Linked DNA regions of Mus musculus: region 2 is linked to region 1. A link is a loop called in an ENCODE intact Hi-C map of the cell type or tissue named here. Cell type or tissue: heart. All regions are shown on one strand. Links, peaks and the distances in the headings refer to the core of each region. The heading gives the core; the rest is flanking DNA. Region 1 overlaps Ankrd6 (ankyrin repeat domain 6). Region 2 holds the start of Ankrd6 (ankyrin repeat domain 6).

What was found. Hi-C counts contacts between places; a loop is a spot of excess contacts. Peaks named below come from ENCODE experiments on the same cell type or tissue, not always from the same donor. Only the 100,000 strongest peaks of a DNase experiment are listed, where the experiment ranks them.
Region 2: it touches region 1 in a loop (3-fold over the local background); 4 of 42 quality-filtered maps call a loop at or near these places.

Annotation. Positions count from the first base shown.
Region 1 is chr4:32,883,238-32,895,840 of GRCm38, forward strand. All of the region lies in intron 1 of Ankrd6 (ankyrin repeat domain 6), which reads right to left. It also overlaps the pseudogene Gm11941. Among named protein-coding and RNA genes, the nearest start is that of Ankrd6, 61 kb to the right of the region's middle. In heart, for the core only: no CTCF peak of the experiment used is centred there; DNase peaks (open chromatin) are centred at 6,204, 6,904 and 7,594; H3K27ac peaks cover 929 bases.
Region 2 is chr4:32,944,224-32,956,826 of GRCm38, forward strand. It overlaps Ankrd6 (ankyrin repeat domain 6), which reads right to left and starts at 6,603. Exons shown (of 16, transcript NM_001012451.1): 1 at 6,524-6,603. In heart, for the core only: a CTCF peak has its summit at 6,737; a DNase peak (open chromatin) is centred at 6,598; H3K4me3 peaks cover 3,122 bases; H3K27ac peaks cover 1,159 bases; H3K27me3 peaks cover 353 bases.

The sequences.
Region 1 (12,603 bases), core at 3,777-7,776:
TACTGCTGTGAACAGACACCATGACCAAGGCAATTCTTACAAAACAACATTTAATTGGGACTGGCTTACAAGCTCAGAGGTTTAGTCCATTATCATCAAGGTGGGAGCATGGCAGTATCCAGGCAGGCAGGGCGCAGGCAGAGCTGAGAGTTCTATGTCTTCATCCAAAGGCTGCAACTGGAAGACTGACTTCCAGGCACCTAGGGTGAGAGTATTAAGCCCACACCTACTGCTACCAGGTCACACCTATTCCAACAAGACCACACCTCCAAATGGTGCCACTCCCTGGTGCAAGAATATACAAACCATCACAGAGAGGAAACACATTTACTATTTTTTAAAAGATTTATTTCATGAATGTGAGAATACTTTTGCTTTCTTCAGACACACCAGAAGAGGGAGTCAGATCCCATGGCAGATGGTTGTGAGCCACCATGTGGCTGCCAGGAATCGAACTCAGGACCTCTGGAAGAGCAGCCAGTGCTCTTAACCACTGAGCCATCCTCCAGCCCCCACATTTATTTTTGACTGCTGTGAATGTGTAGGTAGTGCAGGGGCTTGAGCCCAGGCCTTACCATGTTAAGCAAGTGTCTTAGTCACTTCTCTGTGCTGCAAGAAAACAGTGACCCAAAGCAACTTTTGGAGGAAAGAAAGGGCTTCAGTGTTCTGTGAGAGAAGCCAGGCAAGGAAATGAAACACGGGCTGTGGAAGAACACTGCTTACTGGCTTGCTTCCAGGGTCATGTTCAGCAGGCTTCCTTTATTTTATGTGCATAGACGATTTGTCCACATATATGTCTGGGAACCACATGCAGACCTGGTGACTGAGGAAGACAGAAAGGGTGTCAGATGGATGTCTGGGGACCAGAATTCCAGACAGCTAAGAGCTGTCACATCAGTGCTGGGAACTGGACTTAGGTCTTCAGGAAGAGCAGACAGTGCTCTTGACCATGGAGCCATCTCTCTGGGCAACCCTTTCTTTTTCTTTTTTGAGACATGGTCTCACTATGTAGAGCCTTGCCTGACCTGCAATTTGCCCTGCAGACCAAACTGGCCTAGAACTCATAAAGATCTGCCTGCACCTGTATCAGGTCTATACTGCTGAGCCTGGTTAAGCCCACTCTCTAATGCCTCCCGGGACCACCTGTCCAGCCACACAGTTGGCTGGGCCCTCCTACATCTGTTAGCAATTAAGAAAACGCCCTACAGAGATGCCCAATCTGATGGAGGCAAATCCTCACCTCTTCACTGGTTTGTCAAGTAGACAACCAAGATTAGCTTTCACAAAAAAACTTCTATTGAGTAACACTCACCCCCAGCCGAAACATTTTTCTATGTCCCTTCTTCAAACTAAGAAAAGACCTCTTTCTGCAAATAGGTTTTCGTTCTGGTTTGTTTTGTTTGTTCCGGTTTGTTTTGTTTGTTCTGGTTTGTTTGGTTTGTTCCGGTTTGTTGTGACAAGCCAAAAGCCTGTACTTCTCACACTCCGCTCTCCTCCCGATGGCAGGGAGGATGTTAGGGTGACAACCAGAACCAACTCAGTGGCCGGAGAGACAAATGCTTCAAGTCAGCCATGAAATTGCCTAATTGTCTTTGCAAATTAAACTCTTCCCCAGTAGTCACATTAAGCTCCAGTACTAATAATGTGACTTGGAACGAGAGAAAAAGACCTTCCCATCATCTGGGGAATTCATTCTTCCGGATGTCAGTTTTACGGTGTAATTCAATGCAATAGCCATTTAGACATTATTCATCATAGTATTCTGGATGGACAGCTGGACTCCAAGTAAGCCTAGGGGACAGACAGGCTCCAAACAGACACACTTTCTATAGGGATTGTGGATGTAGCTGAGTGGTATAGAGGTTGCCTTGCTTGGGTTCAACACTTAGTACTGCAAGAAAAAAAAAAGTGACTCTTAAATGTTGCACATGGACAGAACAACGTTTATTTATAATACTAACCCTGAGTCATCGGCAAAATAAAAAGTAGTGTTGGCAAGAAAGGGAGTGTAATACCATGTACCTTTAGGGATTGGTGTGATGGGCTCAGGGCATATAGCCTCAAAACAGATGCACCTTCTACAGATGGGTGTGTTGCATATAAGTTCAGACAAATAAAGAAAATTAAAACTAATCTTTTTTTTTTTTTTAAAGATTTATTTATTATTATATGTAAGTACATTGTAGCTGTCTTCAGACACACCAGAAGAGGGAGTCAGATCTTGTTACGGATGGTTGTGAGCCACCATGTGGTTGCTGGGATTTGAACTCTGGACCTTTGGAAGAGCAGTCGGGTGCTCTTACCCACTGAGCCATCTCACCAGCCCCAAAACTAATCTTAAATAAGTCAAGCAACAGACCTATACTTGGATTGGATTTCAGAAAACAAAATCTTTTTTTAAAATGTGTGTGTGCACAAGCATACATGTGTGCACACATGCAGGTTCACATGTATGTGGACCCACGTGTATGCGCACACATGTGAAGGGCAGAGGTCAACCCCACATGTCATTACTTAGGCACTATTCACATAGTTTTCTGTGAGATGCCATCTCTTACTGGTCCCCAGCTTAGTATCCGGTGAACTCCAGAGGTCTGCGTGTCTCTCCCTCCCAGGCACTGGAATTACAAGTGTGTGCTGCCTCACCCAGATAGGTTATGTGGGTTCTGGGATCAAATTCAGGTCCTGCTCCTCACAAAGCAAACATTTTACCAACGGACCTATCTTCCCATCCCAGAAAGGCCAATCTTCTCGTTGGCACTAGGTATTCTCTGACAACTCATCCCCACGTCCCTGTGAGAAGCTAGTTCCCCTACCGTGAAGGAAAACTCCTGAAAAGAAGCTGTGCTTGGACAGATTGGTTGGATGATTAGAACGTCAGTACTGTAGAGACTGGCATACTGCAGGCACGAAGGCCAGATATCTTCTCTTGGGCTAGTGTTAGCCTTCCAGACAGCCATTCCTTGCCCTTCTGTATTAGAACTATTATCTGTGACTAATAGACAAAAAAACTTTAAGACTCTGTTGGCTTAGCAGACCACTAGGTTCTACCAAACTGCAAGCTAAGAATGTCATGAGCTAGCACCTAGGGCCTATAGATCCCCGACCTTGCTATAACTGCCTCTCTGATGTGCCCACCAATGCATTTTAAACTTGCCTTGGTTTATGACTTTACTTCGAGACAGGTTTTTCTGTGTAGCCCAGGCTGCCTTAGAACTCACTCTGTAGACCAGGCTAGCTTCAAAACTCACAGAGATCTGCCTGCCTCTGCCTCCCAAGTGCTGGAATTAAAGGTGTGTGTGCGCCACCACTGCCCAGCTGTTCTGTAAAAATCTTAAATTTCATGAAACTGCTTTCATACTGGTACACAGGATTTTTGGTAATCTAAACCTATACTCTTAGGCCATTCTCAAACTAGCTACTGCTTCCTGTAAGATAAAAGCTGTGGTTTTGCATCGACACTACCCATCCCCAGTTAACCTGTATGAGGCACTGGGAACAATGGCAGTTTTGAGGATAATGTAGCAATTACAGGCAGAAGCAACAGATACACACGCACAAACATACATGCACACACACTCTCTCTCTCTCTCTCTCTCTCTCTCTCTCTCTCTCTCTCTCTCTCTCTCTCTCTCATGGTAGTTGCAGACAATAGGTTCCTTGAAATTAACAAGGTTTCTTTCAACTTGGAGAGAGCAGCATTGTGTCCTTCAGTGGGACATCTTATTAGCCAGGCTTGCTAACTAACTCCTACTGATTGGCGCAAAGAAGGAAAGAACAGAAGACGGTCCACAAGAGTAGAGGGTACCAAGAAAGCCTTCTCACAAGCTGCAGACTCCAGGTTCCCACCACCCAGAACATCTTGCCTTAGTTTCTTTTTCTGTTACTACACTCAAATCCCCCGACAAAAGCAACCTAAGAGAGAAATGTTCATCCCGTCTCCTAGTTTAGGGGCCAGAGCTAACATCCTGGAGCTGGGATTACATCGAAGTGGGGAAAGTCGATGTAGCAAAAGTCAATGCAGCAAAAGCCTAAGTCAGCCTGACACTCATGTCAGTCAACGGACGGGGAGCAGAGGGCAGTGAACACAGCCCACTACTCAGCGGCTCTTCTTCACTTTCATGATCCAGGGTCCCAGGCAGGGAACAGACCCACCCACTACGGACAAGATCTTCTGCCTCAACTAACACACTCAGGATAACTTCCCACCCAGGATAACTTGGCATGCCCAAGAGTCTCCTCTGAGTCTTGATTCTATCGGAGTGACAGCTAACACAGAGCTTCATGCAGTTTCTCTGGGGTTAATACCAGAAGGCACCGTATACTGTGGACATTCAAATGCTGCCTATCTCATTAAGTCACTGCAAGTGTCAAATCGATGTCCAAGGGCTGGTGAGATGGCTCAGTGGGTAAGAGCACCCGACTGCTCTTCCGAAGGTCCAAAGTTCAAATCCCAGCAACCACATGGTGGCTCACAACCATCCGTAACGAGATCTGACGCCCTCTTCTGGAGTGTCTGAAGACAGCTACAGTGTACTTACATATAATAAATAAATAAATAAATCTTTAAAAAAAAAAATCGATGTCCGACCCTTGGTGGACACGATACAGGCTGGCTAGCAGTTTTATTAATTCTTTTGAGGGCCAGCCTTCTTAAGGCTGATAACATGGCCTTGGCCAAAGTGCCAAGCAGCCCTGGGCCTCAGTCTGTCTGTCAGCGTAAATGATGTTTCCCTCATGGTGGCTTTTCTTTTTTTTCTCTTATTTTGGCTTTCGAGACAGGGTTTCTCTGTATAGCCCTGGCTGTCCTGGAACTCACTTTGTAGACCATGCTGGCCTCGAACTCAGAAATCCGCCTGCCTCTGCCTCTGCCTCCCAAGTGCTGGGATTAAAGGCGTGCGCCACCACACCCGGCTACGGTGGTTTTTTTACATAAGGGAAGAACCTAGCACCCTGTAAGCATTCGCCTCTCTCATTCACTGGATGACACTTGAGCAACCCGGAAATGGCAGAGACAACAGCAAACCCAAGAAGCTCCCTGCCCTCATTGAGCCTCACGTCTGCTGGAGCCTGACTCTGGTGGAGGAGCTGTGTGTGTGAAGTGTGCTGTGAAGAGAGGGTAGAGGGTGTAGTGGTGACGCACACCCGAGGGAACAGACCTCCCTGTGAGGTCAGGGAGATGCCCTGCACGGAAAGGGGATTTCAGCAGGTACATGATTAAACAGAATAGGCCGGACAAAGGGGCACTCCAGATGAAGTAAACTGCGTGACCAAAGGCCCGGAGTGCTCACTGGAGAAGCTAGAGGACACCTAGGATGACAGATGACAAGACTTAACTATCCTTCCAACCAGAACGTACTCATTTGTCCCTGTGTCTCACTTTAGTGATTCTGCTCTCGCCTTTCTGCAGCCTAACAGTGGCATAGCTGTGAAAGCAGAGGCTAAGGAAAAGATCAGACCCAATACACTGGCTGGAGTCCCAGGCAGGAGCAACCCTCTCGCCCCAGGAGATGGACGCATCTCTCAGGCCAAGGAGCTGTCCTGCCTCCTCCCACAGACTCACAGTTCTCTCCGGGATGTGCTGCAGTAAAGATTCATCTTGAATCCTTCACTTATAGTCCTAAGGCACACCGAGGATAACAAGGTCTCCCATGGATGCCTAATATTGCATTCTGTGCATGCATGGTAAGAATAAACCCAACATATAGCCTTTTTACAAAAGATTTTGTTTCATTTTTAATTCTGGGCAGGTGTGTGTGCGCCTGTGTGGGGCATATACCAGTAGAAGCACCAGGAGGCCAGAGGTGTTAATACTCAGGAGCCAGAATTGCAGGCAGCTATGAGCTGCCCAACGTGGGTGCTAGGAACCGAACTCGGGTCTTCTACAAGAACAGTATGTGTTGTTAGTTGCTGAGCCATCTCTTCAGTCTGATTCCTGGCATTCAAACATGGAAATGGGATGAATAGATTTTCTAGAAGCAACTCTTTGACTTTTATATGGTTCAACTGCTGCCAGGACCTCTCTATCTCCACAAGCTAAGATTTCCCGTGTCGGTTTCTCTTGACTAGTGTCAGAGCGAGCAAGCCCTCTCTGGCCAGGCATCCCTTCCTCTCCCCCTCTGCCCTGGCTTCCACCTGCTGGCCCTGACTGACTCTATATTGGAGAGCTGCCAGGGGGTGACTGAAGCTGTCTGGGAACTGTACAAAGCAGAGCTCCCTGACGCTGTGCCTCTGAAAGGAAACCAGGCTACTGAACTCCCCGCTGCACAGAGAGAATGCATTACTTACATAACGTCACCACGGAATCAGGCCAAACCGAAAGGGATTCCAAACAACTGCTTACTTTCCCCTTCCTTAGCGATAGTAAGGTTCTCAAGGGGACTGGAGAGATGGCTCGGCGGTTCAGAGCTTGAGTTCAGTTCTCAGCACCCTCATCAGACGGCCCACAACTGCTACATCTTTAGCTCCTGGGGATCAGCCACCTCTAGCTCCCGTGGGCACATAAACCTCACACAGGGGATCTGTACTGGGGATTACCTTCTCTGCTTTACATTTCTTCCTTTTCAGGCTTTCAGACTTAAGCTAGAATCTCTGCTCTCCAGTCTACTGTGACAAATGGTTCCACTTCTCAATCCCTATAAACGTGTGAGCCTTCTGAGTCTCCTAGAGTTATATGAACAAGTAGCTCCTAGTGATTGTGTCCCTCTGGAGACCCTGACTACGAAACAGTTGGGGAGTTCTAACTCCATACCCGACTCGGAAAATGGCCCATGGAACATCCATTGCCCTGCAGGGTTAGAACCATCAAGAAACAGGGAGGCTGCCACCCCATCCTCAGCAGTAGCCACAAGCTGCAACTTGAGGAGGCATATTTCAGAGCCTGCAAACAGAACCGATGAGGGCTGACAGCTCCTGGGACTCCCTCCCAGAGATACATCATTTTTACAGATAAAAAGGTTGGAGCGCAGCTCAACAACAGCGGGAGGCTCGAGCTCCTATTTCTGGTTCATGGAGGTCCTATCTTCCTGGCTCTACATGTCAGAAACAGGGCTTGTAGGGAAAGATGGATAGGGCAGACCATTCAAACCACTTAAGATAATTCAAAACTGAGCCCATGACAAACAAAGCACACACAAAACCAGTCACGAGCAAGCTAGCTGCTCGTGAAGAAAGAAGATTGCCACCAAAGAACTGAAAGTATGCAAAACAGCAACAGGGAGACAGGCAGGAGGCGAGCGAGGACAAGCCATTTCTAGGGAGGAAGCCTGGGCAGGGGCTCTGAAGGGAGATGGCCTACGTGTGCAAAGCTGAACTGAGGGAACCGAGCTCTCCTTCTGGGGAGGCCTGTGCATGCTGACTTCACTCACTTTGAGTGAAAAACATAGAAACTGACATCATTTAACAGCCAACCAATCACACAAGCTCATTTTATTACAAAAACATGCTTGGTAGCCAAACAGACTACACCCTTATCAGACACCAGAGACAGAAAATTTATTCTCGGATTAGGATTCCTAAGGCTTTATTAGTGCTGGAAATGGCAGTGTAGAAGCTTCACACATTCACGGTTCCATTCTCAGCACTTTGGCCAGCTATGCCTCTTCACCGACTGCTGCCCACTGCCAAGAAGCCTCTCTGTGGCTTTGCCACTTTTTATTCTGTACCTATGTGTGCCCGGGACTACCTCCCAACTGTCTGCAGGTCATCCCGCCATAAACTGGTCCCACAGCAGGGAAGGGCATTTTGAATTGCCTCCTGTTTGTCTTTTCCAGGACAGTCTCTGGAGGCAAAGTTTGTCCTTGACTCACCATGAGCCAGGCATCCCAGGCCTCTCCCATGATGGCAGCTGCCTGCTGATGCTAAGAAATGACTGAAGGGAGGACAGGGACTGCCTCTAGGTATGGCTGAGTTGAAGGCGTTCATTGTAGATGAGGGAGAGAAAAGGCAGAGGTATCTGGAAGAGTCCATGAGAGGAGAGAGATGGGGAAGACTGAGAGAAGGAGCAAAAGAGAGGGGGCCAAGACACAGAGCAGAGGACCAAGAGGCAAGCCAAGAGAGCCTGTGGCTGAAATAGCAGGGCTATATAGGAAAGAGAAGCTGGGGGCAGGGAAGGGGAGCCCCTGGGCTGGAGAGGTTTAGAATAGGAGACAAGGTATGCCAGCCAGGGTAAAAGATGCTTGCTGAGAGAACCTAGAGGCCAACACCCGCTTGGGTATGCTAATAGGCACTATCATTAGCCTTGTGTCTGCCGTTTCCTTGGTACCTGACAAAAAGCAATTGGCCTTGAAGAAACAAGAGGGAAGATACGGGCCTTTCCTAGCGCAAACCTTACCACCAACAGTGTGTTTATTGTCCGCTTTGTTGACAACTGCAGCCAAACGCACACTACAGCATACACGGTAGTTTCCAAAGACAAGAATACGGCAGCGGACTACTGCGGTAGCTCCAGCTCTCTGAGACTTGCTGTTTTCTTCTCCCCTCTGCTAGCCAGGGCCCACCATCATCCTGTATCTCAGTCTAGAAATGTCTGCTGTGATGGCTAGAGTTTAACGGACAGAACATAGAATATCCTGGGAGACGTGTGGGCATGTCTCTGGGCATGCCTGTGACAGATTACCTGAAGAAGACCTGCCCACTGTGGGTGGCACCATCCCTGGCTAGGATCCTGGACTGTATACATGGAGTAGGTATTGATTGATCTCTTCTCCCTCCCTGTGGTTGAGTTGCCTAAAACTCCTGTACCCTGACCTCTATCATCCTGAATATATAGGACTTTGCACTGTGAGCTAAACTGAAACCCTTCTGTCTTCAAGTTGCTTTTGTTAGGGTTTACTTCAATAATAGGAGAAAACATGAAGACAACTAGCCTGGAGCAGGGCTGTCCCTGCACCCTTGCCTCCCTGACCTGCCACAGGCTGCTATCTGAAGTGGGGAGGGTGTGTGCAGGGCATTGCCACTCTAGGCTTGGCCTTCCTGTTCAGATGCCTCCACTAATGAGCTCATGCTTGAGTCCAGAAAGGTGGACTAGGTGGGCAGAGCTCAAGGCTCTAGAACTAAGAAATGGTATTAGGCCATGGTGTGCTTCTAAACCAGGAAGCAGAATCCTTCCACAGATTTCACAGAGCACGAATACAGTAAGTCAGTAAGAAAGAGACAAGTAACACAGACTGACATGTGAGTCCCCACTTCATGACCCGTCAGGAAAAGCCATCACATTTTCAGGATGACATACCCCATTCTAATTTCTTTCTTTACAAAAATAAGAATTAAAAAATGGGTCATCCCCTGCCCCAAGCGCTGTCCCCTGGATGTCCCTGGGAGACCTCGATTGCGCCTCCCCCACCACAGCAGTGGCACACAAGATCCAAGTGTACACCCTGGCAGGTCCAGCTCAAAGAATCACTGAGATACTACTGAAAAGATCTCATGCCACAACGACCCAAGAAGGATTTTTGTTAGTGAGCGGCTAGAAGCTCTGGCCAGTGGCAAGAAGACCAGCAAATGCGTGTTCTACTCTTCAGAAGTGGAGAAAAGCATGTGTTCTGTGCAGGTGTGGACCTGAAAGACAGGTGATGTAGAAGCCGGGATCTTTGTCCAGCAGCAGCTCCAAGGCCTGATGAATGAGGATGCTGTGCCCCTCATTGCAGCCATGGATGGATTAGCCCTGGGTGGGGGACTGGAACTTGCCCTGGTCTTGCCCTGGCCTGTGACCTTGAAATCACAGCGTCCTCAGCTGTCAGGGGGTAACTGAGACTGCCAAGGACTCTTCCCAGGGATAGGAAAAAGTTGGAGGCTGCCTTGCTGCCTAGGGGTGACAAAGGACTCCTCTTCACAGGACAGGGACTGAATGGGGTGCAGACTCATGAGCCACACTGTGGTTCAGGACCACCTACCACCAGGCATAAGCACTGGCCCTGGAGATCATAGAGTACAACTGGACAAAGTTGCCATAGGCAGAGAACAGTGAACAGTGCATCAGGGACCGTCCTGGAAGGAATGTGCTACACACAGAACATCCTGAACCAGGATTGGCTAGAGGCATGGCAGTCTTCAGGGAGAACATGTGACACTCCCCTCCCCACCCCACCCCCACCCCCCCAGTAACTTTAAGCACAGGAGATACACACCACAAAGACTAGGATCCAAGGTTTGCAGGCTATCCCTCAGCATGTCACCTCTCTCTGGCTTTCAGTTTCTTCTCAAGGGCAATGACAGTCACTCTGACGGGTGTGGTGCCTCGAACCCTAGGTACTGACCAAGCCACTCCCCACCACATGCCACATTCCTTATTCTGACTAGTCACTGGGATCTAGAGACTCCTGGTTCTTCCTACTCAAATAAGCAATGGGCCTGTGCCACTGGCACTATCAGAAGCCCTCATTTCTTCCTCTGGATAGAGAAAAATCCATTTAGGTTTTAGCTGGGCTGGTATCAGGAGCCAGACCACAGGTTCCAGCTCTCTGCAGCCAATTCGCTGGTAAATTTGGACAAACCATTTAACCTTTCTATGACTCAGCTTATGTCTTTGGAACTAATCAGATGTGATGACTTAAAATCCTCCTGTTTAATTAACATGTTGCAATTGTGTATATAGCTCAAATTTACTCTGTAGCTAAGGACCTTGAATTTCTGATCCTCCTGCCTCTACATCCCAAGTGCTGAGATTATAGGCATGGGGAACCATGCCTGGTCTACGAGCTCTTGCTTTGGTTTGATTTTGCAGTAGGCTCCAGGGTACCCTAGAGTTTGCAGTCTCCCTACCTGAGCACCACTGGTGTTGGGGCCACAGACACATCGGGTCCCCCCCCCCCCCGTTTCACTTATTTCTCCTACAAGCCTTGAGAGCACAGCACAGTCCTGCTTCTCTTCACTCTGCGGGCGGCTGTGTGGCTGCTCGCTCTATGCCCACTCAGAATGTCCTATCAGCAGCTCAGGAACCACAGGGACAAGCTTTAAAGGCCCCTCACTGAGGGCTAAGGAGATGCTGGCTCAGCTGGCAAACGGCTAGGATGAAAGCACAAAGACCTGAGTTTGAGCCTCGGCACCCACATGAAAACACATGGCACGGACCGGGGGATGATGGGCTCAGCATTTAACGGCAATTGCCGCGAAGCCCGAGTTCAAACCCAGGAAGCCACGTGATGGAAAGAATAAACCAATTCCCGAAAGTTGTCCTTCCCCCTCACACACGCACACCCCACGCATACTGCGGTTTGAACGAGAACGGTCCCCATTGGCTCATATACTTGAATGCTTAGTCACCAGGGAGTAGAACCATTTGAGAAGAGTTAGAAGGATTAGGAGGTGTGGCCTTGTTGAAGGGAGCGTGTCACTGGGGCTGGGCTCTAGTTTTAAAAGCCTAAGTCAGGCCCAGGGTTTCTCTCTGCTTGCTGCCTGAAGATCAGGGTGTAAGGCTCTCAGCTCCTCCTCAGGCACCATGCCTGTCTGATTCCCACCATTGACAATCATGGGTGAACCTTCTAAAACTGTAAGCAAGGGCTGGAGAGATGGCTCAGCAGTTAAGAGCACTGGGTGCTATTCTAGAGGTCTTGAGCTCAATTCCCAGCAACCACGTGGTGGCTCACAACCACCTGTAATGGGATCTGATGGCCTCTCCTGATGTGCCTGAAGACTGTCGTGTATACGTATGAATGTGTGTGTGTGTGTAGTGAGCAAGCCCCCAGGTAAATGTTTTTAAGCCTGAGATAGTGGTACCTTCCTATAATCCCAGCAAGTAGGAGGTGGGAATGAGTACATCCCTAGGGCCTGCTACAAGCTACCCGGGCCAAACTGCAGAGTTCTAGGTTCAGTGAGACACCTTGTCTCAAAAATTAGAGATGAATTAAAGAAGACACCTGCGTCAGTATTGTCCCCAACCCAACCCCACCAGTCCCTTACGGGGCTAGCTTCAACAAAACATCTGTCCAGAGCATTCTCTCACCATTGATGCTAACCATCATGGAGTCTTCCTTCAGGCTAGAACTAACCAGATTCAGTAGTGGCCATAATTCCCCAATACGGCATCCATGGTGGACCACAATGGGCACATCTGGAACAGGTCCTGTACAGTGAAGCTGATTCTCTCTCAGAGGTCACAAACTGTTACCAGCCATTTCCACCGTCAGTGTGGACCAGAACCTTACAGTGAAGGCCAAGGGCTGCTGCTAAAAGTACAGCTCATGGGCTGGAGAGATGGCTCAGCAGTTAAGAGCACTGACTGCTCTTCCAGAGGTCCTGAGTTCAAATCCCAGCAACCACATGGTGGCTCACAACCATCTGTAATGGGATCTGATGCCCTCTTCTGCTGTGTCTGGAGGCAGTGAGAGTGTATATAAAAATAAATACATCTTTTCATTTCAAAAGTGCATCTCATAAGACAACACAGCACTGCCCTATAATACATAATTGCTCTTAATAATGAGTGTGCATTTTAGAAGTGCATTGAAGTAGGAATAGTATTTATTCCAGAGAAGAAAATTAAAATGCTTATGTTCTTTTGGGGGATTATTTGTTTTCTCTGAAGGTCTATAAAAACATTATCTGTGTAATGAAAAATATTTTTCACAAAGAAAAATTATTTAACCCATCCATTTCTCTACAGCC
Region 2 (12,603 bases), core at 5,041-9,040, 62 kb after region 1:
AATGCGGGTGCACACCTGTAATCCCGGGGCTCAGGAGGCAGAGGCAGGAGGATCTCTCTCTGTCTGAGGTCAACCTGGTTACAAAGTTCCAGGGAACCGGAGCCACACAGAGAAAGCCTGTCTCAGAAGAAGAAAAAGCATACAGTTAAATTTCAGCTCTCTTCTCATGTCTTTCTGTCACAAAGTTCCTAGCTGAGAGCTCGGAGAAGCAGAAGTGAAATTACTTTTTCTGCCCCTACACACACATATAGGCAGGATGAATCTTCTCCCTATGTATCTATACATGGAAGTGGCACCGTTGGTAAAGTGCCTGTCTAAGCAGCCAGCTACTCAGGATGTTGAGGGTTAAGCCCACTGGTTGGAGAACATTCCACCTCGCAAAAGATTTCAATTTTTTATTTTTTATTTTTTTGGTAGAACAGCAGGACCCCAACTACTAATGGATAAATTAAGCAAGGCTGTGCTTGGTGAACATCATTAAGCCTTCTTTTTGGCTGCCTGGGTACCAGGATCTTTCACTGTCCCCCACTTAACTGTCAGACACTAGACAGAGCTAAATGGGCTTTCCTGGAGCAAATTTACTTCATGCAATTAAGAGGGACCAAACTATATAATTTTAGTTTCCTATAAAAAGCAAATGACACATATTTTGTGACTACGTGACGGATCCCATGCTAAAGCCTTTTGTTTTGAGGTGAAACAAGTCTCACACTACCAGCGTGCCAGCAGTCTTTAGTAGTTTAAACGGTGATGATAACATTTAAGAAGCCACTGAGACATGCAGACTCTTGTCCTGGGCTAATCTCCCTCCTCACTCCTGTCTTAAATGTACGATTCTCTATGGTCAGATGACTGAATAAAGCCAATATCCTTCAGTCGCTAGTAAGTTCTTGAACATAGATGGTATAATCCCATTTTATTTGCTCTTAGAGCAATTATGATACAATTATGCCCTATATGAAGATGTCATCCACACCTATACTGTAAAAACCGTGTGTGTGTGTGTGTGTGTGTGTGTGTGTGTTTTGAAAACAGGAAATATCCATGAAAGCAGTTACACTTAAGTGGCCAGTAAAAAGACTGGCTTATTTGGTCTTTTAAGGTTTTTGAATACTTTTGAAATAGGGTCTTATACCATGGCCAATCCTCTCAATCTTCCTGCTTCAGCCTCCGAAGTGAAATTCAGATTGTATCCATCAGCATAGCCCAGGCTGGTACTCCTTGAATTCAAGGAGAGTGATGTAGCTGGCTCTGGCCAAGCATGGTACGCCTCCACACTCTCTTCTGCCTTGAGCTTTCAGGCCAGGAATCCAAGACAGTGCCATTACAAAGAAGGAGGCATCTTGACCCTTGACTGGCCTGAAGGAGAACTGCCCAGGAGAGCTACCCAGCCTGAAATAACCAACTGGCTTTTGTGTAAACCACCAACTTTACTGGATAAATACTCCCCCGGATTAGACCACTGAGTTCTAGAGCTGTTTGTTACAATGCACAGCATGAATGTCTGGGTGGAAGGGTTTAAGTACAATTTATTAAAAAGGCTTCTAACGTGAAAGTGAATAAAGAAGCATATATGTGAGAAAAGCCTGCAAGTTACAATTCTACCATTTTAGATAAGGAAGGAAAGAAAGAAAGAAAGAAAGAAAGAAAGAGAGGGAGGGAGGGAGGGAGGGAGGGAGGGAGGGAGGGAGGGAGGGAGGGGAGGGGAGGGGAGGGGAGGGGAGGGGAGGGGAGGGGAGGGGAGGGGAGGGGAGGGAAAAGGAAGGCACCTCAGGCTCAGGAACACTGTGATTAGGTAAATTCTAGGTGGTGTTTCACACTCTTTCTAACAATATGCAAATGATGCTCTCTTAACCACGCCTACTGAACAAAGCAGAATACAATGTACAAATACTTTGAAACAAAGAATAAATCTGCTGGGCGTGGTGGCGCGCGCGTGCACACACACACACACACACACACACACACACACACACACACACGCCTTTAATCCCAGCACTCTGGAGGCAGAGGCAGGCGGATTTCTGAGTTCGAGGCCAGCCTGGTCTACAAAGTGAGTTCTAGGACAGCCAGGGCTATACAGAGAAACCCTGTCTTGAAAAAACAAAAAAAACAACAACAACAACAACAAAAAAAGAATAAAACCAAGGCAGGCTCAGAATGAAAGTTTACCTCATCAGGACAGAATGACTTCATTTCAGAGGCTAGCCCTCCAGCTCAGTGGTCAAGCAATGTGCCTAGCAAGTGGAGACAGTGTACTTAGATATAATAATAAATAAATCTTTCATCTTTAGACTGGAGCCCCACCCACCACCACCACCACCACCACCACCCCCTCCCCCACCCCCCCACCCCCCCAGTAAATAACATAGATGCTTGCCTTTCAATCTGAGCACAACTAGATTTTACATCTCTTCCCGGCCCGGGCTTGAGGAGGTGGTGGGAGAGGTAGATGATGTCATCTCAGGTTCTCTGGCCACCCTACACTGTCCCTGAACTCAGTGCCCTGGTACAGACAGGCATCATGAACAGAAATGGCTAATCTGAAATTTTATTTTAAAATACTATTAGGGGGAGAGTGGTATAAGCATATTATAATCTCAAAAATAGAAAGAAACAGGGCTGGAGAGATGGCTCAGTGGTTAAGAGCACTGACTGCTCTTCTGAAGGTCCTGAGTTCAATTCCCAGCAACCACATGGTGGGTCACAACCATCCGTAATGAGATCTGACGCCCTCTTCTGGTGCATCTGAAGACAGCTACAGTGTACTTAGATATAATAATAAATAAATCTTAAAAAAAAAAAAAAAGGCCGGGCATGGTGGCACACGCCTTTAATCCCAGCACTCGGGAGGCGGAGGCAGGCGGATTTCTGAATTCGAGGCCAGCCTGGTCTACAAAGTGAGTTCCAGGACAGCCAGAACTACACAGAGAAGCCCTGTCTCAAAAAAACCAAAAACCAACCAAACAAACAAAAAATAGAAAGAAACAACTTCAAACATACCACTGGATTCAGAGCTCATGCTTTCTCAGCATGCTCTCCATACCCGCTGTAAACCAAAACCCATTTTCTGTCCCTGTCAATCTGACTACTCCAGGTGTGATGCCACATAAGTAAAATCATAGAGTCTGCAAGTCCGTAAGCATACTTCCAGATTCGAGTACTATTCTGGACCCTTGGCTGGGTATTCTGCAGCTGTAATTCACGGGAGTCATCTATCTATTACATTTAACAAGCTGAGTGTACTGAACACATCGTCCCCAAGTGCTGATCCCAGCTGAAGCACTGAGTCCCAAATGTTTAATCCCAGCAGTGGCAGTGGGATCTCTATGAGTTTGAGGCAGCCTGGTCTACTGATCAAGTTCTAGGACAGCCAGACTACAAAGAGAAACCGTAGTGGGGTTGGGGGTGGGGGATAGGGAACACAGCACGGGACTCCCAATCTGTACCTACAATAGCTGGATTTCCAGAGCTGGCTGTTATGGAAAAATTGCTGTGGACAGGAAATGAGAGGGGTGGTGTCCTGAGGAGACACAGGACAGGCACAGGCTAGTGACTGCTAGTGACTGGCTACTTAAACATACCAGGAGCCAGGCAAGCAGATGCCCCCCTCCCCCCATTTGTCATTCAGACACAGTAGGGAGGGAGGACTGCCATGAATCTGAGGCCAGCAGAGTTACATAGCAACACCCTGCCCGTACATAAATAAATACAGCACTGCAAAGATGGCTCGGGGTTAGAGTATTCTCTGCTCTTTCAAAGGAAGAGCGGCCACTTGCTCACAACCTGCTAACTCCAGTCTCCTGATCTCCATGGGCACTGCAAACACACACACACACACACACACACACACACACACACACACACACGGTGCACAGATTTACACAAAGGCAAAACACCCCCCCAAAAAAATCAAATATTATTTTATTTAAAATAAAAATCTCAAAAAATTTTTTTAATTAAATAAATAGAACTTTTACACACATCACTTTTTCAAGTGGAAGCTAAATACCTACCTAGTTGTTTTCACCTACCCACTCCTACCTACACCTAAGAATACCAGGACAAGCTAGCTCCCTTACACAGCAAAGACCCCAGGGCCTCTCCAGGAGGCTTTCCTTCAGGTGAGACTTCAGAGCTTGCTGTTCAACCGTCACTGAAGGGACTCTGACAGAGGCAGGAGGATCTCTGTGTGTTGGGTACACACAGACACCCTGTCTCATGGAAAAGAAAAGAAAAAAGGAACCACTGAAGGAGAGCTGTGTTTATCCTGAAGAAATAACAGTGACAGACAGAACACACTAAGGAACAAAGAGTTGTGGGGTAAAGCCATTGGGAAAGAACACTCGGCGTTTCACCCTTCAGAGCCCTAACAATGTTCTCTTGAGAGCTGTATTTAAAAAAAAAAAACAAAACCTTTTCCCTGAGACACAGGGTCACAAATTACTGTTTTCCAAATTCTTAGGGACTCAAGCAAGCTTTTAAAATTAAAGCCTCTAAGTGAGGGGAAGACACAGTTCTCTACACAGACTGAACACGCCCGAGTCCACCACAGGGAAACCACGGTCTCCCGCTCAAACTGTAAGCTTTCCCTGGCTTCCGCTTTCCTCTTGATATCCTGCTTTTAACTCGAGAATGCTCTAAATTGTTGTGGAAATGTGAAGCAAAGGGGGAATTAAGACGACACGCAGAGCAGTGATTTGATAGGGGTGGGGATGGTAACTGAAGGGTTCCTCGGCTGGGTAATGGGGTACTTGTGCCTGCTAGCTATTCTTGTATTCCATCTCTCTGAGCAAGAGTTCACAGAAGGCACCAGAATCTGTCTGGGTGGAGCAGAGGACTTTGGGAATTAGCTGTGTGCCACGTTGCTAAGCTGAGTTATAGCACAAGCTATTGGGCTTTCATATGGAAGATATCGGCTTTGGAAACACGGATGGGCTAAGGAGAATGCGAAGGTTAACATTTGGTCCTAGCTACCAAGGTCAAACAAGGAGTTAACAAACAAGGCTGGGTGTTTTGTTTTGAGGGCAGAATTTTGCTGTGTATCCCAGGCTAGCCTCAAACTAATGACCCTGCCTCAGCCTCCAGAGGGCTGGAATTACAGGCATGGACCCCCAGCCTGGCATTTTTATAATTTATTTATTCTAGCTGATGTGCATTGGTGTTTTGCATGCATGGCTGTGTGAGGGTGTTGGGTTCACTAGAACTGGAGTTGCAGATATTTGTGAAGTTGTGGGCTGCCACGTGGGTGCTGAGAACTGGCCCTGGGTCCCCTGGAAGAGATGCCAATGCTCTTAACTGCTGAGCCATCTCTCCAGCCCCTTGGGCTAGCATTTTTATTGTGATGGTTTTGATTTTAAAAATCAGCTTTGGTTAGACTTCTCAACAATTTATAACTAACTGTTGTCTGGTGTCCAATTTTCCCTCATTTTTTTTCTCAGACTGCTCCTTCCCTCAAGCTGAGAGGGCAGAAACCCCTCCTAATTGTAATATGAATTCCTAGTTTATTTATGTTGTGTGTGTGTGTATGAACCTCAGCCCATGAAGAGGTCAGAGGACACCACGACTGGTGAGAGAGTCAGTTCCACCTTGTCACACCTTCTGCGAATCAAACTCCAATTGTCTGGTGGCAAGAGTCTGCCAGATGAGCCATCCTCTGGCCATTGTATTCTCAGGATAAAACAAAACAAAACTTACTCACCATATGCTAAGTATACAATCAGGGTAACAAAGGAAGTTAATTATCCCAACTACTCACGTAACAGATATTTTAAAGATGAGAAACCGTTAGTCAGTATCAATCTGAACACTTGGGACAACCTCGCACCTGGGTGTGATTGGTCACTGTCCAAGTTCTTTCCATTACATTCAATCAGTATCAATTTAATACACATGGCTACCACCAGCCAAGAGCCTCGCCTCACAGGAACGATGCCCGCCATAAAGCCTGATGTCAACTTCAAGGTTATGTATGATGCTTTCAGTTCACAGCTCTAACTATTAAGGCTTGAAGACGTGGGTTTTCCAGTCGCACACCTAACTGGTGGTTTCACAACTCAGTCTCATGCCATCAAAGTGGTAAACACACACACACACCTTACCACCACGTGAATTCTCTCAATGCACTTCGGGGGAAACGTTCTTGGCCAGCTTCACAAAGTACAACTCCTTTTGGATCAGCCATAATGATCCCCCTTCTCTCCAGCTCCCCAAATCTACAGGAAGCGATACATTTCAATGCCCTAGGCAAGTAAGAGAATCCTGAGCCCGAAAGGCGGCGCACAAGGCCCTAAGGCCCCGCGGGACCAGCCGTGCTCCAAACGACCGTGGGAACTGCCCTTGCCCTGGGCTGCGGAAGAGTTTGCAGGGCAAGCACTTCCCCACACGCGCGACGTCGAGAGCGCCCGGAGCCAGACGGCCACTAAGGAGCGCGCCCCTGCCAGCGACGCCCCCTCCCAGTGTCCCCATGAGCGCTCCTGGAGGATTACTAGCACTCGCAGGAGCCGGCGACTATGCCCAGTACCTTTCGCTCCCGCGCCGGCCGGCCGCTCCGCACGGAGCTCGCGGGCCGCTGCGCTCCTTGCCCGCAGCCGCTCGCCCCACGCTCCACCGCGCGTGGCCTGGATGCCTGAGGGCCCCGCCGGCCCCGCCCCATACTCCACGCCACGCCCCTCGGGCCACGCCCCACCCGGCTGTCCGCAGGGCTACAGCGCCCCGCAGCGGCCGCTGGTCATTGCACACGATCCTCCCGAACCGCACATCCCGGAGGTGCGGGGTGGCTCCCACTGGGACCCACGAGCAGCGGGAGGACACCCGCGCTGAGGGCTGTTTCCTCAGCGGCATCGGGCACCAGGCGCACCAATTGGATGGACTGAGCGGAGAACCCTCCAGCCCTCCACCTGTGGCCGGCTTTCTGGAGCCGATGGAAACCGAGGAAGCTGCTGCAAAGAGAGGGTCGGGCATCCTCTCTCCCGCTGCTGCCTGGTGAAGGACCAGCAGGGACATCAGTCCTCACCCGCGGGTTCCAAGTACGCCTTACATACTGTTGTCTTGACTGTTTTTGTCTCTCACTGCCACAGCTACTTTTTCAGTACCTAAAAGAGCTCCCCGGGCAGCATAAACTAGGGGGTTACACTCCAACAAATGTCTGCAACATCTGGCCTATGTGAGCCTGCCTCAAGAAGAAAAGAAAAAGAACAACTTACTGAGCGATTTAGGAGTGTGGTAAGCCTGGAGCCTAATGTAAACAAAAGGTTACTTCAAAGAATGTGTTTATTTCAAATTCATAGCAGTCCCAATGACCAGGCTCAGATAATCAATGCTATTTCCAGCCTTATATGAATGCCATTCTACTCAAGAAAAATCTCATGGGGTTGGCTGCTCAGGACTTAGTGGGTAAAGTGCGCTCTGATGAAGCATGAGAACCCAAATTCAAATCCCTCAGCACCGATATACATATAAATGCAAGCAAGAAAGTTAACACACATACATGCACACATGCAGGCATGCATGCGCGCGCATGTGCATGCTCTCTCTCTCTCTCTCACGCACGCGCACACGCACACGCGCACACGCACACACACACACACACGATCTGATGACAAATGAGTGATGGAACCTTTTGCTCACAGAGGTGGAGAGGTCAGCAGGTAGAACGGTGAACATGACGCTTCGATCTTACCTGAGGCTGGTGATAAATTTACGGTGAAGCGATTTTTTTTTTTCACACCCTCTCTGGAATATAGCTGGGTTTCAAGGAGAGAACCTCCTTTTCCTTAGAGTATCTGTTTCCTTTTGCCTCCTGAAAGCTTCAAACAGGAGACACTCCAAAACCCCCTCCCCGCCCACCCTAGAAGAGAGTTAAGCACTTGATCCTCCGAAACTATTTGGGAATGCTCCCCCACTCTGCGCCCCCTACCACCCTCGCCGCCACCACCACCACCACCCACCACCCACCCCCAACCCCCGTCCGCCGTTCCCTCCCAGTCTCAGCAGCTGTTTTATTTAGCAAAGTGTGAAAACTCTTCTGGGAGAAATTTGTTTTCAATCTTGTCACTCCCAACCTGAAACTGTTAGGAGAGGCGCCTGTCCTGTCCCTACCCACTAAGAGCTCCAGGTTGCTCTGCGAGCAGGTCTCAACTAAACTCCAGAGCTCCCGACGTAAAGTATGTAAACGTGACATTTCAAAGTAATTATTTCTCTTTTATCCACAGTGAGAAATCCTCTCCCCTCCCTAAGGATTGACACGCAGTTAACAGTTGAGTGGGGGGAGGGGTTCTTCAGTGTTGTAACTCTCATGAAGGAACCATGATTCCTCCTGTAAACAGTCTCAGTGAAATTCATTGGATGGGTCGTTAAAATTTGAAAAATAAAAAGGAAAGAAATGAAAGAGGAGAAGGGGCTGGGTGAAAAATGGAGCAGCTCAGTGGAAGCAAATTGGACGAGAAAAAAACAAAAAACAAACAAAAGATCCAAAAACAACAACAACAACAACCTCCGCAAAACCACACACACAAAAAAAAATCCCGCCATCCTGCAAGATCCGTGAGTTCCCCTGGGAGCTGACTAGTCTGCATTTGTACCCAGACTTTGATTAATGGGAATTCCAGGCAGTGCCTGGGCTGTCGTGGAGATCTTATCTCCAAGGAGCCACAGTTTAGATGAACCAATGAAAAGAAACTCCTAAATCTCCCTGGATTTGAGGAAGGTCCCCAGCCCGCAGCTCCATTCTTGCTCCTTTGGAAGGAACAGCTGGCAGCCAGGCTTCTCTAACTGCCCTCCCACCCACCTTAGTTACTTTCCTATTGCTGTGATAAGACACCGTGACCAAGGAAACGTATAAAAGAAGATGTGGGTTGGAGAGATGATGGCTCAGCAGTTAAGAGCACTGACTGCACTTCCAGAGGTCCTGACTTCAATTCCCAGCAACCACATGGTGGCTCACAACCATCTGTAATAGGCATCTGATGCCACCTTCTGGTGTGTCTGAAGACAATGATAGTATGCCCGCATACATGAAATAAATAAATAAGTAAATCTTTAAAAAAAAAAGAAAGAAAGAAAGAAAAGAAAGAAAGAGAAAAGAAAATATTTGGTTAAGACTTTGGTTACAGAGTGTCCTTCAGGGAACATGGCCGCAGGCAGGCATGGTGTTACATCAGTAGCTGACACTCATCAGACAGAGAGATCTAGCTGGAAATGGTGTGCACTTTTGAAACCTCAAAGCTCACTCCCAATGACACCTCCTCAAACAAGGCCACATCTCCTAATTCTTCCCAAACAGTTCCACCAACCGAGGACCAAGTATTCAAATATGAGCTGGGGGTGGGGGTGGGGGCATTCCCATTCAAATTGCTGCACGTGAATGAGAAAGACATCTACTTAGTGAATGACAAGGGTCATTGCTCAGTGATCATATGGCCTGCTCTTCTTTCCACCAACCTTTCTTTAACAAGTTGACTGCACTTGTTATTTTCACGTTAGTTATTCAGCCTTCAGCAATGTTTTGGTCTCTATGTTTGTTACCATACAAACCGGCTTTTGCTTTTGTAGGAAGCCTTCCATGGGTCCCTCTATAATCATGTTCTTCTAGTGTCCACCCTGAACTTTATACTCTCTTATTAACACTATATGGTTCTTTTTGACCTTTTCGACAAATGAATACTTTGTTGCTGCCTATACAACTTTTTTCCTTTTTTTTTTTTCCTTTTGAGACAGGGGTTGAGTAGCCCAGGCTAGTCAAGGATGACTTTGAATGTCTGGTAGCACCCCCTGCTTTCTACTCCTCAAGTGCTGGAATTGCATGCGTGCATCACCGCATGCATCCTGTTTTATGCAGTGCTGGGGATTAACCTCGGACTTAGACCATGCTCAGCAAGCTCTCGGCCAACTGAGCCACATCCCTGCCCTTTGGCATTGCGTTTCTGAGATTCCACTAGTATATTTGTTACTTGGAATATTTGTGCTTGTGTGTGTGTGTGTGTGTGTGTGTGTGTGTGTGTGCATGTTGTTGTGTTTTATACAAAAGAAAAGGAAATCAGGGATATGTTTGATGGAGGTGCAGTATGGTGTGGGGGAAGGGAGTGCCTCTGTGGCCCCATCCTGAGGCATCCCTTCCTCCTGAGGGACCAGCCATAAATATAGTATAGAATAGAGTTTATTTAGAGCATGGGGAGGAGAGTTGAGGGAGAGAGAGAAAGATAAAGAATGTAAAGTATCTTCTATAAGCCTTTCACCAAACCTGGAACCTCCTCTTGGATCTAGACTAACTGGGCCAAAGGACACCCCCCCCCCCACATCCACCTGTTTTTACCTACCCACCTGTGGTGGTGTTTAAAGAGGGTTGGCCCATGGGAAGTAGAACTATTAGAAGGTGTGGCCTTGTTGGAGTAGGTGTGGCCTTGTTAGAGGAAGCCGTCACTGTGTAGGTGGGCTTTGAGAGGTCCTAGGGTTCAAGCTTCAGACAATGGGAAAGAGAACCTCCTCCTGGTTGTCTGCAGTTGATGTCTCCTCTTGGCTGCCTTCTGGTCGAGATGTAGAACTTTCAGCTCTTCCAGCACCTTGTCTGACTGAAGACTGCCAGGCTTTCCACCATGATTGCAGGCCAAACCAATGGAACTGTAAGCCAGTTACAATTAAATGTTTGCCTTAGACATGATGTGTCTGTCTTTACAGCAATGAAACTTTAACAAAGACACTGCCCAATACTGGGGTTTTGGCAAATACCACTGTGCCTCATTATTACTTGAGCGTGGGGAACTCAAGTTTACTTAGCCCTCCCATTGACATATTAAAATTGGTTTGTTGGATTCCTTAAGAAACGCAGAATTTTTATTTGAAATCATAGTATGTGGTAGATTACATTGGTAGATTCAGTTATTTGTTCCAGACTCAATGTCTAAGTTAGGTTTCTGTTGCTGAGATAAAACACTGACCAAGAGGCTGGAGAGATGGCTCTGTGGTTTAGAGCACTTGCTCCTCCTACAGAGGACCTGAGTTCAGTTCCCAGCACCCACATAGTGGCTCACATCCATCTTAATGTCCAGTTCTAGGGGGATCCACTGCCTTCTTCTGAACTGTGAGGGCACCAGACACACATACAGGCAGGTAAAACATTCTTACACATAAGATAAATAAATATACAAATCTTTTTAAATATTAAATAAAAAAGATGTTATAAAAGCAGAATCTGGGGATGGTGAGATGGCTCAGTGGATAAGAGCATTAACTGCTCTTCTGAAGGCCCTGAGTTCAAATCCCAGCAACCACATGGTGGCTCACAACCATCCGTAAAAAAGATATGATTCCCTCTTCTGGTGTGTCTGAAGACAACTACAGTGTACTTACATATAATAAATAAATAAATCTTTAAAAGCAGAATCATACAGAATGAGACTTTTAACTATCTTTTTTACCATAAGCATATGTTCCTAAGATTCACCCAAATTTTGTGTATATAGTTCATTCTTTTTATTGTTAATGGTTATGATGTAGGTAAGCTGCAGCTTGTTATTTTGCTATTTACCTGCTGGAAATCCTTTGGGTTCATAGTTTGGGTTGCTATGAATAAAGCTATTATAAATATTTATACGCATATTTTTCTTTGAGCTACATTTATTTATGTGTGTGTTGTCAGGGAGAACGTTCAGAGTGTAGGAGGCACAGCTTAAAGAAAGCATTGGAGAAACCACACTTGTTGCATGAGCCTAGTTTTTTTGTTTTTTTTTTTTCCAAAGGAGGGAACTGACTGACCCCAGTCACCCTGAAGGCAGGAGAGAATGCTGTCTGACAACCTGGTGATCTTTTTGCTGGAGCCAGCCTTCCTGAATTCCCCCCCCCCCCAAATCCTGGGTTATTATTTAGGCCCTAATCCTAAACTTTGTCTCTCAGTGAATAGAACTCATCCTTATGAAAGAGGTCCCATTTTTCCCCCTATTCTCCATCAGTACACTCTATTCTTTTTTTTTTTAAATTAGGTATTTTCTTCATTTACATTTCCAATGCTATCCCAAAAGTCCCCCAGACCCTCCCCCCCCCCCATTCCCCTATCCACCCACTCCCACTTCTTGGCCCTGACATACCCCTGTACTGGGGCATATAAAGTTTGCAAGACCAAGGGGCCTCTCTTCCCAATGATGGCCGACTAGGCCATCTTCTGATACATATGCAGCTAGAGACACGAACTCTGGAGGGTACTGGTTAGTTCATATTGCTGTTCCTCCTATAGGGTTGCAGACCCCTTCAGCTCCTTGGGTACTTTCTCTAGCTCCTCCACTGGGGGCCCAGTGTTCCATCCAATAACTGACTGTGAGTGTAGTAGACTCTATTCTTATGCTCACTACAAATCCTCCCTCCTTAGGCTTTCCTGAGCACTGTTTATCAGTCAGTGAAACTCGTTTCTATTGTTAAGGTGCTTTGCTGACTTACTGGGGAGATTCTACATAGCTGAGCCTAAGGCTTTGTTGTGATAATTGTCCTTTGGAAACCTATTCCCACAGTTTTACTGTGTTTAAATGTGTGAGAAAAATAAACCCTGAGGTCAAACTCTTGGAAGTTTAGGCTCCGTGCTTGCAAAGGTGGTGCTCTCTTGAGTTTCACTCTTCA